Linked DNA regions of Homo sapiens: region 1 is linked to region 2. A link is a loop called in an ENCODE intact Hi-C map of the cell type or tissue named here. Cell type or tissue: gastrocnemius medialis. All regions are shown on one strand. Links, peaks and the distances in the headings refer to the core of each region. The heading gives the core; the rest is flanking DNA. Region 1 holds the start of HDLBP-AS1 (HDLBP antisense RNA 1). Region 2 overlaps PPP1R7 (protein phosphatase 1 regulatory subunit 7).

Evidence for each region. Peaks named below come from ENCODE experiments on the same cell type or tissue, not always from the same donor. Only the 100,000 strongest peaks of a DNase experiment are listed, where the experiment ranks them.
Region 1: it touches region 2 in a loop (2.5-fold over the local background); 4 of 110 quality-filtered maps call a loop at or near these places.

Annotation. Positions count from the first base shown.
Region 1 is chr2:241,268,937-241,274,302 of GRCh38, reverse strand. All of the region lies in intron 1 of HDLBP (high density lipoprotein binding protein), which reads left to right. HDLBP-AS1 (HDLBP antisense RNA 1) reads right to left here and starts at 2,139. Exons shown (of 2, transcript NR_168372.1): 1 at 619-2,139; 2 at 1-300. RefSeq lists silencers at 1,246-1,525, 1,796-2,105 and an enhancer at 2,246-2,325. In gastrocnemius medialis, for the core only: no CTCF peak of the experiment used is centred there; DNase peaks (open chromatin) are centred at 1,382 and 2,322; H3K4me3 peaks cover 2,869 bases; H3K27ac peaks cover 2,945 bases.
Region 2 is chr2:241,158,770-241,164,135 of GRCh38, reverse strand. PPP1R7 (protein phosphatase 1 regulatory subunit 7) reads right to left here. Exons shown (of 10, transcript NM_002712.3): 5 at 4,793-4,923; 6 at 3,642-3,804; 7 at 735-851. Among named protein-coding and RNA genes, the nearest start is that of PPP1R7, 11 kb to the right of the region's middle. RefSeq lists an enhancer at 5,325-5,366. In gastrocnemius medialis, for the core only: no CTCF peak of the experiment used is centred there; DNase peaks (open chromatin) are centred at 1,379 and 2,345; H3K27ac peaks cover 2,722 bases.

The DNA of each region.
Region 1 (5,366 bases), core at 206-5,205, 110 kb before region 2:
AGCCGCAGGTGTTCTCTGCCTTCTGTGATTCTGCTCCCCTCCCTAGGTGGTGTCATGAAGTGCATGGTATTTCTGCTGGCTCCTAGGCTTTTCCCCTGACCTTGCACATACAGTTGCCTGCTCCACTTCCCCACCTGCCCAGTCAGGGCATCACACCCCCTTATCCATCCAGTCTTCCTTGAATTTTACCCACCTCAGTGAGGGCAGCTCTTCCCAGTCACTCAGGCCAAGAACCTGTGTCTTTCTTAACTTCTTTTACACCCCTCTTCTGGTCAATAAGGAACTTCTTGGTGCTTCTTTCTGAATATATACCAAATCTGGCCATTTATTTCCTCCATTATGCCCACCATAATGCAAGCCATTGTCATCTTTAGACTGAACTATAGTAGGCCTCCCCTGCCCTCCCCTCCCCTGCCACTTAGTGTCAGTGTTCCACGAAAAAAAAAAAAACACGTCTGATCCTGCCTTCTGCTGCTTGCAGCCCCCACCCAGCTCCCACCATCCTCAACAGCACCCGTGGCCTGGCTGCAGGCTGTGCGGACCTGACCCCATTCCCTGGGTAAGGCTGGGTGTGCCCCTACCTCTTCCCCTGTGTGGGACGGTCTTGTCCCCAGATACCTGTAGTTGATCCTGTGCCCTATGCAGGATTCTGTTGACCTGCGACTTTGCCAGAGGTTCAGACTGACATCTCTACAGATTGCTCGACTCCCTTTATACCCTTAAAAGAAACAGTGGCAGTTATCACTTAGTAAACACAATGGATGCAGAAGTGACAAGTCCTTCCCGGAGGGTGGAGACCCCGAGAGTAGGGATTCCGTTCCGCCCAGTCCTGCGTATCCACCGTGGGCTCAGAGGCCACACACCGGTTCTTTTGCGTGTATACATCTATGTAGAGATGGAGCCATAAGTAATACACGCTTTAAAGGAAGGGGATTTTACATTTTGGGGGGGAGATTAAGTTGATTGCCAAGGAATCGGGTGGGGATAGTTTATAAAAGTGAGGGACATAAGGAATAGGCACGCAGGAATGAGGGAATGAAAGCCCTGGAGCCGCCTGGGAGCCTCACTGCGCTGTAGGACCTCGTGCCAGTGTGGCCATCCGTTTACGATGTGGTGGGCATCCTTTGAGGTTTTTCTTCTGATTTTGGGGAGGTGGGCGGTACTGGTGACATCTGCTTCCAGAGCAGCCGTCCTTCCTGCTCCCTTTCTGGTCTTCGGTTGTTTCCACTCGGGTTCTTGCGGGGCGCGCTCCCTCTGCTTTCTGGAGGTGATTAATTTCCCAACTCCTCGGCACCGCCTTCCCCACCCGAAAAAAGGATGCAGAACCACGCCTGCAGTTGGGTGGGCCTCCCGGGTGCTGGGCGGCCCGGGGCGGCGGGGACCCCAGCGGCGGGGCGGGCGGGCGCTGACGTGTCCAGGCGGGATTGGGCCGCCGCCCTATATAGCAGCCGGGGCCCGGGCGCCGCGCCTCGGAGCGTCCCGGCTTCTCCCGCGCGGGGGGCGAGTAAGCCAGCGGCAGGACCAGCGGGCGGGGGCCCACGAGTGAGCGCGCAACACGGGGCTGGGAGGCCTGGGCGGGCGGGCGGACGGGGCGGGCGGGCTGCCGGGCGGGGGGGTGGGGGGTGGCTGCTGACGTGGAGGCCGCGGAGGGGGAGGGGCCCGGGTGCCGCGGCCCCCACCCGGGCCCCAGGCTGCGGCCCCCGCCCGCGGGTGTCCTGCTTACCGCGCGTGGCGGTTCCGGGCCAGACCTGGGGCCGGCTCCGAGTCTCTTCTGCGCGTGGCCGTGGCGCGGAGGGGCGCGCACAAACTTTCTCAAGTCCGGTGGCGCCGCTGGGCCGCTCTTGGCTGCAAGCTGGGCTCCCCCGCCTCCTCCCGGGGCTTCGGTGGGGCACCCCTGGTGCCGTGGCCGCACGGCGCGGAGGGGCGGCCGACCTGAGCCCAGGTCGCTGACGTTGGCGGGGCCGGCCCTCCCCTCCCCCGCTCCGGCGGGGGCGCCGTGTGCGGCCAGGGTGGGGGTCCCTGGGAGGCCAGCGGGGTCCTTCCCCCCAGGTGGCGGCGGGGCGGGGGTCTGGGCGCAGACCGGGCGGCGGGGCCCCCGCAGCACCTCCACCTGCCGCGCGGGGCCCGCGTCAGTCTACGTGTTCGGGGGTGGGGAAAGCTGCTCTTCTTGGGCCTGGAGTGCAACTTGGACGTGCCCCAGGGTCGTGGATGAAAAATACATTACGGAAAAGTACCGAATTTGGATGAAAGGCGGGGAGGCCGAGGGGTTGCTGTCCCTTTAAGCCTGTCCCCGCCCGCGGGCCCTCGTGGCCTGTGGGAGGGCCGTGCTGAGGTGGCATCTGCGAAAGTTCCTCCATGCAGGATGGGTGCCGACTTCCAGAACTTGGTGAGAAGTGCGGAGCGGAGCCTGCCTTCTGCTCGCCAGTCGCCTGTGGTCTCTCCTAGATTTCGATCTTGTGATCTCTGAGTGGATCAGGATTTTATTTTCCCATTCTGAACTTTGGTTTGTGGTCTTGAGTAATTTTAGTTTTGGAAGAGGAGAAGTCTGGGTTTCAGCCGGAGGCTTTTTTGGTGCCCTCCATACCCGGTCCTGTCTGGTGCTTTAAAGCACTTGCGGGTCTCATTAACTGAGGCTGAAATGAAATTCTTCCTGGAGTATTACTGATAATTCTCTTCGAAGACTGTTGCCCCTTGAATATGTAGTTGGCAAAACTTATCACAAGGGAATCAACTTAATTACTTCCTCGTTTAAAAGCAAAAAAGTAGAACCCCTCATGTGAAGCCTTTTTTGTTGCTGTCAGAAACCTGTTAGACTTGTGCTAAACTTGTAAGCACCAGGTTTCCCACGCAACACACAGCTCTGTCAGGACTCCACGTTTTGCTCTACACGTATTAGGGCGGAAAGGGGTCTTGGTTCCTGCCCTCCTTCCTTTAGTTCTAGTTCTGTTTGCTGAAAGTTAAATTCTGAGATGTGACCTTTTTTGCTTTGGATGTTTGCACTCTGGGAAACAAAATTAAAAGTCCAGGTTCAGTATAGTTTGAGGTTTACATTAGGTGGACCTGGACACTGATTGATCCGAGCTTCCTATGGGAAAAGTAGTTGGGAGAGCCAGAATCACGAAGGGACTGGGGCCATATGGGAGGGACTGAAGGAGACAGGAGATAGGGCTCACCTACCAGAAGGAGCCTTGGAGGAGAGCGGACTTGTTCTCCATGGCCAGAAAGGGGAAAGAAGTTGTAGATTTTGTCATAACTTGAGGTGGAGCGTTTACAGCCATGCAGGGGTGGACCCGGGCCCTGAGAAGGCCATGAATTTCCTGTCCCTGGTGGTATTAAGAAATGGGATTAGATTAATATCTGAGGTTCCTTTCAATCCTGATTTGGACAGTACTGTTAGATCCAGTGAGAATCTGAGATACCCGATGTTAGCCTCTGTTCTTGGGTATCTAGGCCTGCCCAAGGTATCCTGGGAACTTCAGATAGCAAGTGGAGTTGCCTGGCGCTGTCCTGGGGTTGCTGAAAGATCCACATGGAACAGGATTAAACCCTCGTGGGTGTTGTCTGTGAAGGCAGAGCCAGGAGCAGGGCGTAGCAGTGCGGGGTGGACATGGGGCTGTAGGGTCAGCTTCTTAGGTGCTGCTTTGTTGAACCAGAGGCAGGTGGACCCCTGGGCTGTGCCTCACTGGATTGGGAGCACAGAAGGAGAATGAGACTGACTTTTAAGAAAATCTCACCCAGAATTTCAGGTGGGGACAGGGTCTGCATTTACATGTGGGTCATCAAATGCTTGCTTAAAACGCAGTCTTCGAAAACAGGTTTTTGAGTTGTTTAGAAGAAAAACAAAATGTTGTTTGATGATACCAGAACCCTAGATGTTAAATGTGTCTCTAGTTGTGAACCATTCGTTACACGCTCTGACAAACTGCCACTTGGAATCTGGAGGCTAGGGACCCAGTATAGCCTGTCAAACCAGTCTGGAGTTTTCTGGAGGTCTGCCTTCTGCCTTACCTGGCTGCCTGAGGGTCTGTGCACGCCTGAGGAACATGAGAGGCTCTGCTCCAGGGTCTCCCTCAGACACAGGAGTAGGTTCCCTTATGTTGAGACTCCTTTCAGTATAGGGTCCGGCTGGACTTGGCTTCTGAAGGGTGTGTGAGTGGTCTCAGAAGAGACTGACACTGGGTGCACAGTGGGGATTGGCTCATCACAGCTCCGTGCTGGAGAGTCGGTGCGGGCTGACATGGACGGAACTGCATTTTGCAGACTTCTAGTGTGGCTGTCACTGGGCACTAGAGACTTGCCCAGAACCTAGCTTGATAAGGGGGTGGGTGTCTGGGTTTAAGAAGTGACATTGGAGCCCGGGACAACCTTGAGTGAGAGACCATGCCAGGTGAGAGTCAGCAAGCAAGCGTGGGAGGGCGGAGGGTGGATGCGGGAGACCAGAGGCAAGTGTCACTGGACACCTGTTGGGGCACCTTAGCCTGGAGTGCCCTGCCCTGTTTTGCTCCCAGACTGGACAGACACTTGGAATCTCAAGGAGCTCTTGCCGAGTTGTGAATGTGCTAATCTGACACTTTGGAGAAATTTTCTTACTTTAATCTTTAAAACTTGCAAACTAGAATTTTGGTGATGCTTTTAAATGGAATACTCTTGATCAGTTTGTCCCAGCTTTCCCCTTCAGTCTTGGGGTACATCTGTGTGTCTGGTGCATCTGGGGCCCCATAGTGTCTCTGGTTTGTGGCAGGTTCCCTGTGTGACTCAAGCCCTGTATTTAGAGTTTTTAAAAAACTCATGACCAAGATTAGAATCCAGAAATACCACCAGTCCACATCCTCTGCTGGAAAGGCGAGACCCTTTAATCCAGTCTACTGGATGCTCCCCCATTGCCATGAACCGCCTTCTCAGCTCCGGACCCATGTGTCGTAAGGGCAAGATTATTGTCACGGTACGAGTAGTCTTCTCCAGTTGAGTGGGGTGTTCCTGTTACTGTCATTGCTTTTCCCATTTTAGACACATGCCTCACTCCTGTCAGCAGTTCCACCTTTTCATGGTTGAGGAGCACATGTGGTCGCCAGCCTCCCATCTCCAGAGTCCCCTAAGGCAAGGTGACTCACCCTCCTACTTCACAGAGTTCTTGGTCCTCCCCAGACAGCCTTTGAAGGTTCCTTTCAATCCTGCGATTTCATGACCTGGTTTCTAGATCCCCAGTGGATTAGAAAGGACTGAAGGACTTTTACAGGCTAACAGCAAGAAGAACAAAGTAACTGCAAAATAGACGGAGAATTCTTGAAGACGGTAGCTCTTGGTCACCATAAGCGCTGCAGAGACCCCGAGGTCCACATTCTGTTGTAGGTCAGAGCCCAGCACAA
Region 2 (5,366 bases), core at 65-5,064:
AGACCACCCTGGGCAACATAGGGAAACCCCTTCTCTACATAAAATACAAAAATTAGCCAGGCATGGTGCTGTGTACCTGCAGTCCCAGCTACTTGGGAGGCTGAGGAGGGAAGATTGCTTGAGCCTAGGAGTGTGAGGCTATAGTGAGCTATGAATGCACTTGTCACTGCACTCCTGCCTGGATGACAGAGTGAGACCTTGTCTCTTAAAAAAAAAAGAAAGGCCACGAGTGGTGACTCATGCTTGTAAACCCAGCATTTTGGGTGGCCAAGGCAGGAAGATCACTTGAGGTCAAGAGTTCAAGACCAGCCTAGGCAACATAGTGAGACCTCATCTCTTCCATTCCTCACCCCCTTGACAAAATATTAGCTGAAGGTCGTGGTGCATGCCTGTAGTCCTACCGACTTGGTAGGCTGAGGTGGGAAGCTGGCTTGAGCCCAGGAGTTGGAGGCTGCAGTGAGCTATGACAGCACCACTGCACTGCAGCCTGAGTGACAGATAAAGACCCTGTTTCTAAAAAAGTGAAAAAAATAAATAAAAAATAAAAAAGAGAATCAAGTTTTTGCTTGGCACATGTGTGTATAAAGTCTATGGCATCTAATGTTTCAATTGCTTACTAATAGTGCAACGAAGTGCCAATTGTGAAGGCAGTGAAGGATAAAAACTAAGATTGTGTCCAGCAGCGCTGGCCCTGCCAGGGCTCGCAGGGAAGGGCGGCTCAGGAAGCTCCGTACCTGCATACTGAGGACTGTCAGGTTGGTGAGCGCATCCAGGTTCTGAAGTTTAGTAATTTTGTTTTTCCCCAAAAACAAACTCTCCAGGTTGGTTAAGGTGTCGATATTTTCGATTGCCTGTGGAAAGGACAGAACAGCAATGAGTACTGCAGTTGACAGGCTGCCCCAGGCAGCCAGCAGGTGCCTGGACCGGGGCAGAGCTATGTGGGCTTCAGCTCTGCGATGTGGGGCTAGTGACGTATCTGCTAAGACTTCCAGTGGAAATCCTACTTGAAGGTAGAATACAATAGTGGCGAGTCCAAGACTGTCTTGAGCTCATTCCCAACCCTCAGATTTCCTGGGGTGCTGAGGAACAGTCTCAGAACCCAAGGACCAGTAGATTCCCAAGTCCCTTCCAGTTCTAAATTTGTGAGCTGACACATTAAAATGTCCCCCTGTCGGGCGTGGAAATCCCAGCACTTTGAGAAGCTGAGGCAGGTGGATCACAAGGTCAGATAGAGACCATCCTGGCTAACACGGTGAAACCCTGTCTTTATTAAAAATACAAAAAAATTAGCTGGGCGTGGCGGCGGGTGCCTGTAGTTCCAGCTACTCCGGAGGCTGAGGCAGGAGAATGGCGTGAACCCAGGAGGCAGAGCTTGCAGTGAGCCGAGATTGTGCCACTGCACTCTAGCCTGGGCAACAGCACGAGACTCCGTCTCAAAAAAAAAAAAAAAAAGTCCTCCCAAGAGCCTCAGTCTCTACAGAAGAGAGGTACGGGGCACTCTGACCTCAAGTCTTTGAAATCCTGGGACCCTCACTTAGGATTCCTGGGGGGCCCTCACACCACAGCACTCTGCCCCTCTTGCCCAGTTTCCACACCCTCCTACATCACTCTTGCTGTGATCGTGTGCTCCTCTATTCAACCATAAACCTCCAGAGGCAGTGACCACGCTGCCCTGTCTGGTCTCCCCATGGTGACTTGCCTACAGCAGGATGTTTAATGACTGTTTATTGATTTGACTTCAGTTTCCCTCCTCTGTCAGTTCACTCTCTCTCAGAACAAGTCATTCTTTAAATATTTCAGCAGACACAAAATAACCAGATAAGGTGCATGCTAACCAGGTGGGGACTCTAGGAGGGGAGATGGTGTGCTAATCCACACACCACTGCAGGACTTGGCGGGGGCAGGGGCATCCTCACATGCTGTAGCCTGCATTAATTTGTGATGAGCCACTGTTGCCCTAGAAAGTTCCATAGTGAGACACTTGGTAAAATGCGGACATCTGGGCTGCTCTCTAGTTTTAAATGTGCTGCTTTGCTATTTGTGGCCATGACATCTCTAACAATAACTGTCAAGAGACTGTTGCCAAAACCACCCTCCCTTGGTTTGTATCCTGTCCAAGCTCTCAAGGGCCCAGGACAGACAGAGAATGCTGTAATACTTCCAGAAGCCAAGTAGAGGGGCATTCTGAACATGGGCAGGGGCGGATGTGCTTAGACACAGCTGCCAAAGCCACTAAGCCAGGCCGGGGGAGCAAAGGCTCCGTGCCATGACCCTGATTAGGAGCCAGGCACGGGGCTCAAGTGTTCTTCTGGCTGAGAGAAGTCCTCCTTCCTGCCCACGGGAACCCTCCCTCCTCCCTGCCTGGCAGATCCACCTCCAATGTCAGTCCTCCTGGGACGCCCTCCCAAGTTCCCCTCCAGCACATGACGGTGGTTATGAGTCAGCTGGTGAAGACTTGATCCTGCTTCTGTGGAACACCAGATCACTTTTCAAAATTCTTTTATTTCCATTCTGTCCCACGTTTTCAAGGTCAAATGGATCCTGGAGAACAGATCTAATCCTGCTGGGGACGGTGTCCAGGAGTATAAAGCTGTCCAGGGAGGAAGGCCCAACTCAGCACTGCCTTTGGGAGTGTGTCAGCATCAAGAGGTTTTCTAAAGCCCCCGGTATGTACATCAGTTCACTCCAAGTGACCACTTTGCTGGGCTTGGGAAACTTTCATCTCGAAGAAGCATGCCAGAGAAGATGACCATGATCAAGAGGCTTTCTAAAGCCCCGGTATGTACATCAGTTCACTCCAAGTGACCACTTTGCTGGGCTTGGGAAACTTTCATCTCGAAGAAGCATGCCAGAGAAGATGACCATGATCAAGAGGCTTTCTAAAGCCCCGGTATGTACATCAGTTCACTCCAAGTGACCACTTTGCTGGGCTTGGGAAACTTTCATCTCGAAGAAGTATGCCAGAGAAGATGACCATGATCAAGAGGCTTTCTAAAGCCCCGGTATGTACATCAATTCACTCCAAGTGACCACTTTGCTGGGCTTGGGAAACTTTCATCTCGAAGAAGCATGCCAGAGAAGATGACCATGATCAAGAGGCTTTCTAAAGCCCCGGTATGTACATCAATTCACTCCAAGTGACCACTTTGCTGGGCTTGGGAAACTTTCATCTCGAAGAAGTATGCCAGAGAAGATGACCATGATCAAGAGGCTTTCTAAAGCCCCGGTATGTACATCAGTTCACTCCAAGTGACCACTTTGCTGGGCTTGGGAAACTTTCATCTCGAAGAAGCATGCCAGAGAAGATGACCATGAGGAAGTTCAAGAGCAAGGCATTCAGGTTGGTTGGTTCATCTCAGGCAGAATGTAACTGGGAACAGTGTGATTCAGGGTCATGATCTGGATGAAGAGCAACTGAAATCTACGTGCGGAAGAAAGGCTAGACCACTCAGGACTTACTGATACTGACTTTCAGTTAGCATTTTTTCTTAAAAAAATAGTAATTTCCTTGTTCATGAAAAAAATCACAGCATTGTAAGAAATGCAGACTCACCATGCATTCTACATACACCCACTGAGTCCACACACAGCCCGCTAGCTGCCTCTCCCTGAATATACTAGTCAGGGCTGTCTGCACCTACCCGGATGCGGTTAGATCCCAGCTCTAGCATCTGTAGTTGATGTAAGTTGCTTAAGTTCTCAATTTTACTGATTTTATTGTTGACCAAGAAGAGTTTTTTCAGTCGTGTCAACTTGTCAACCCCTTCGATGTTTCTCAGCAGATTAAAAGAAATATCTAGAATCCTGAGAACAACCAAAACAGTTTTTTAAAAAAATTTCACGAGCATAGGTTGCATAGAACTCACAATTTAACCACTAAAGGTGGCGTCCCCATCAGGGGACGGCAGTCACTACCGGGTGGGAGAGGGTGGGGGGTTCTGACTGTGCCCCTGCTGCCGCCTGGCTCACACTGATGCTGTCATGAGGGATTTGGAGGCTGCCCAGGAGCCCGGAGCAAGCCAGAGGCAGCCTACAGGCTCCTGATGCCCTGGCTCCCAGTATGGTATTTGAGGCAGAAACTATGTTTTGTTCACACTTGTGCCCATGACAGGACCTCACACCAGGCTCTGCACACAGAAGGGGCCTGAGAAGTATTGAATTAGAAACAGAAACAAAACAAGCAAAAATGAATGAGCGACAAAGGGCAGAAATCCAGGTAAAGTTATAACTAGGACCTGGCTCCTTCTTTTTTAATTTTAATTTTAATTTTTGTAGACAGGGTCTTGTTATGTTGCCCAGGCTATCTCGAACTTCTAGGCTCAAGTGATCCTCCCAATTTGGCCTCCCAAAGCACTGAGATTACAGGTATGCACCACTGCACCTGGCCTAGGACCTGACTCCTTAAATTAGAAATGTCACTTTTTTTTGTAATTAAAAAAAAGAGTATTCAAAAGGCAAGAGGCAATTCTGGATTAACTTTCCTCTCTACCGATCTCAGTATCATCCCTGAATGGAGGCTTTCCAGAAGTCCCCACTGCAGCCTTCCCATCAAAGATTTACTTTGGAAGTCAGGATTGTTCAGGAAGCCAAAGACATGCATGAAGCCGATGAGGCCTCCTGGAGCCCTGAAAACAGGAGGCAGAGACTTGGGATTCAGATGCAGGGCAGGACCCTGTGGCAGAGGCAGCCTCTCAAGGGCTAAGAGCCAGCAGGAGGTTGGCTCTGGAGACTGGACACCCCCCACCCAGTGGCCTTCCCACCATGCTGTTCTCCTGTGGGTCTCATGACTCACTCCAGCTCTGTTAGCGCCTCCAGATTCTCAATCTTCTTGATCTGGTTGTCGTAAAGATCCAGCTCTCGAAGACTCTGTAGCTCCTCCAGATTCTCAATGCATTTAATTAAATTTTGGCGGAGGCAGAGAGTCTGGGGGATGGGAAAAGGGACAATTGACACAGGCAAGGGGGAGGCCACGAGAAGGCCTCAGCTGATACTGGAGGACACAAGAAAGGCCTTTCTGGTAGAAGGACATGTCTTCATTCTCCTGCTGTTTCCTAGAAAGGTGCTGACCTTTGAGAGGCAGGTGGGCAAGGGCACTAAGCTATAATTCCTTAACACACCTGAGGAAGGGCGGGAACCCAAAGGGAGGCAGGAGGCAGGCTCCCCACCAAGCAGGCCAGTTGGGGAGGGAGGCGTTGGCCTGGGGTGTGGGTGTCTGCCACTTCCTGGCAGAACATAAGAACCTTTGGTGGGCTCAATTTTGACAAATTCCAATGAGAGGCACGGAGGACTGTAAAAGTCAGCGAGTGCCTAATTGAACACAGGCACAGAAACCGAGGCAGGCCAGAGTCACAGGTCACTGGCTGCCT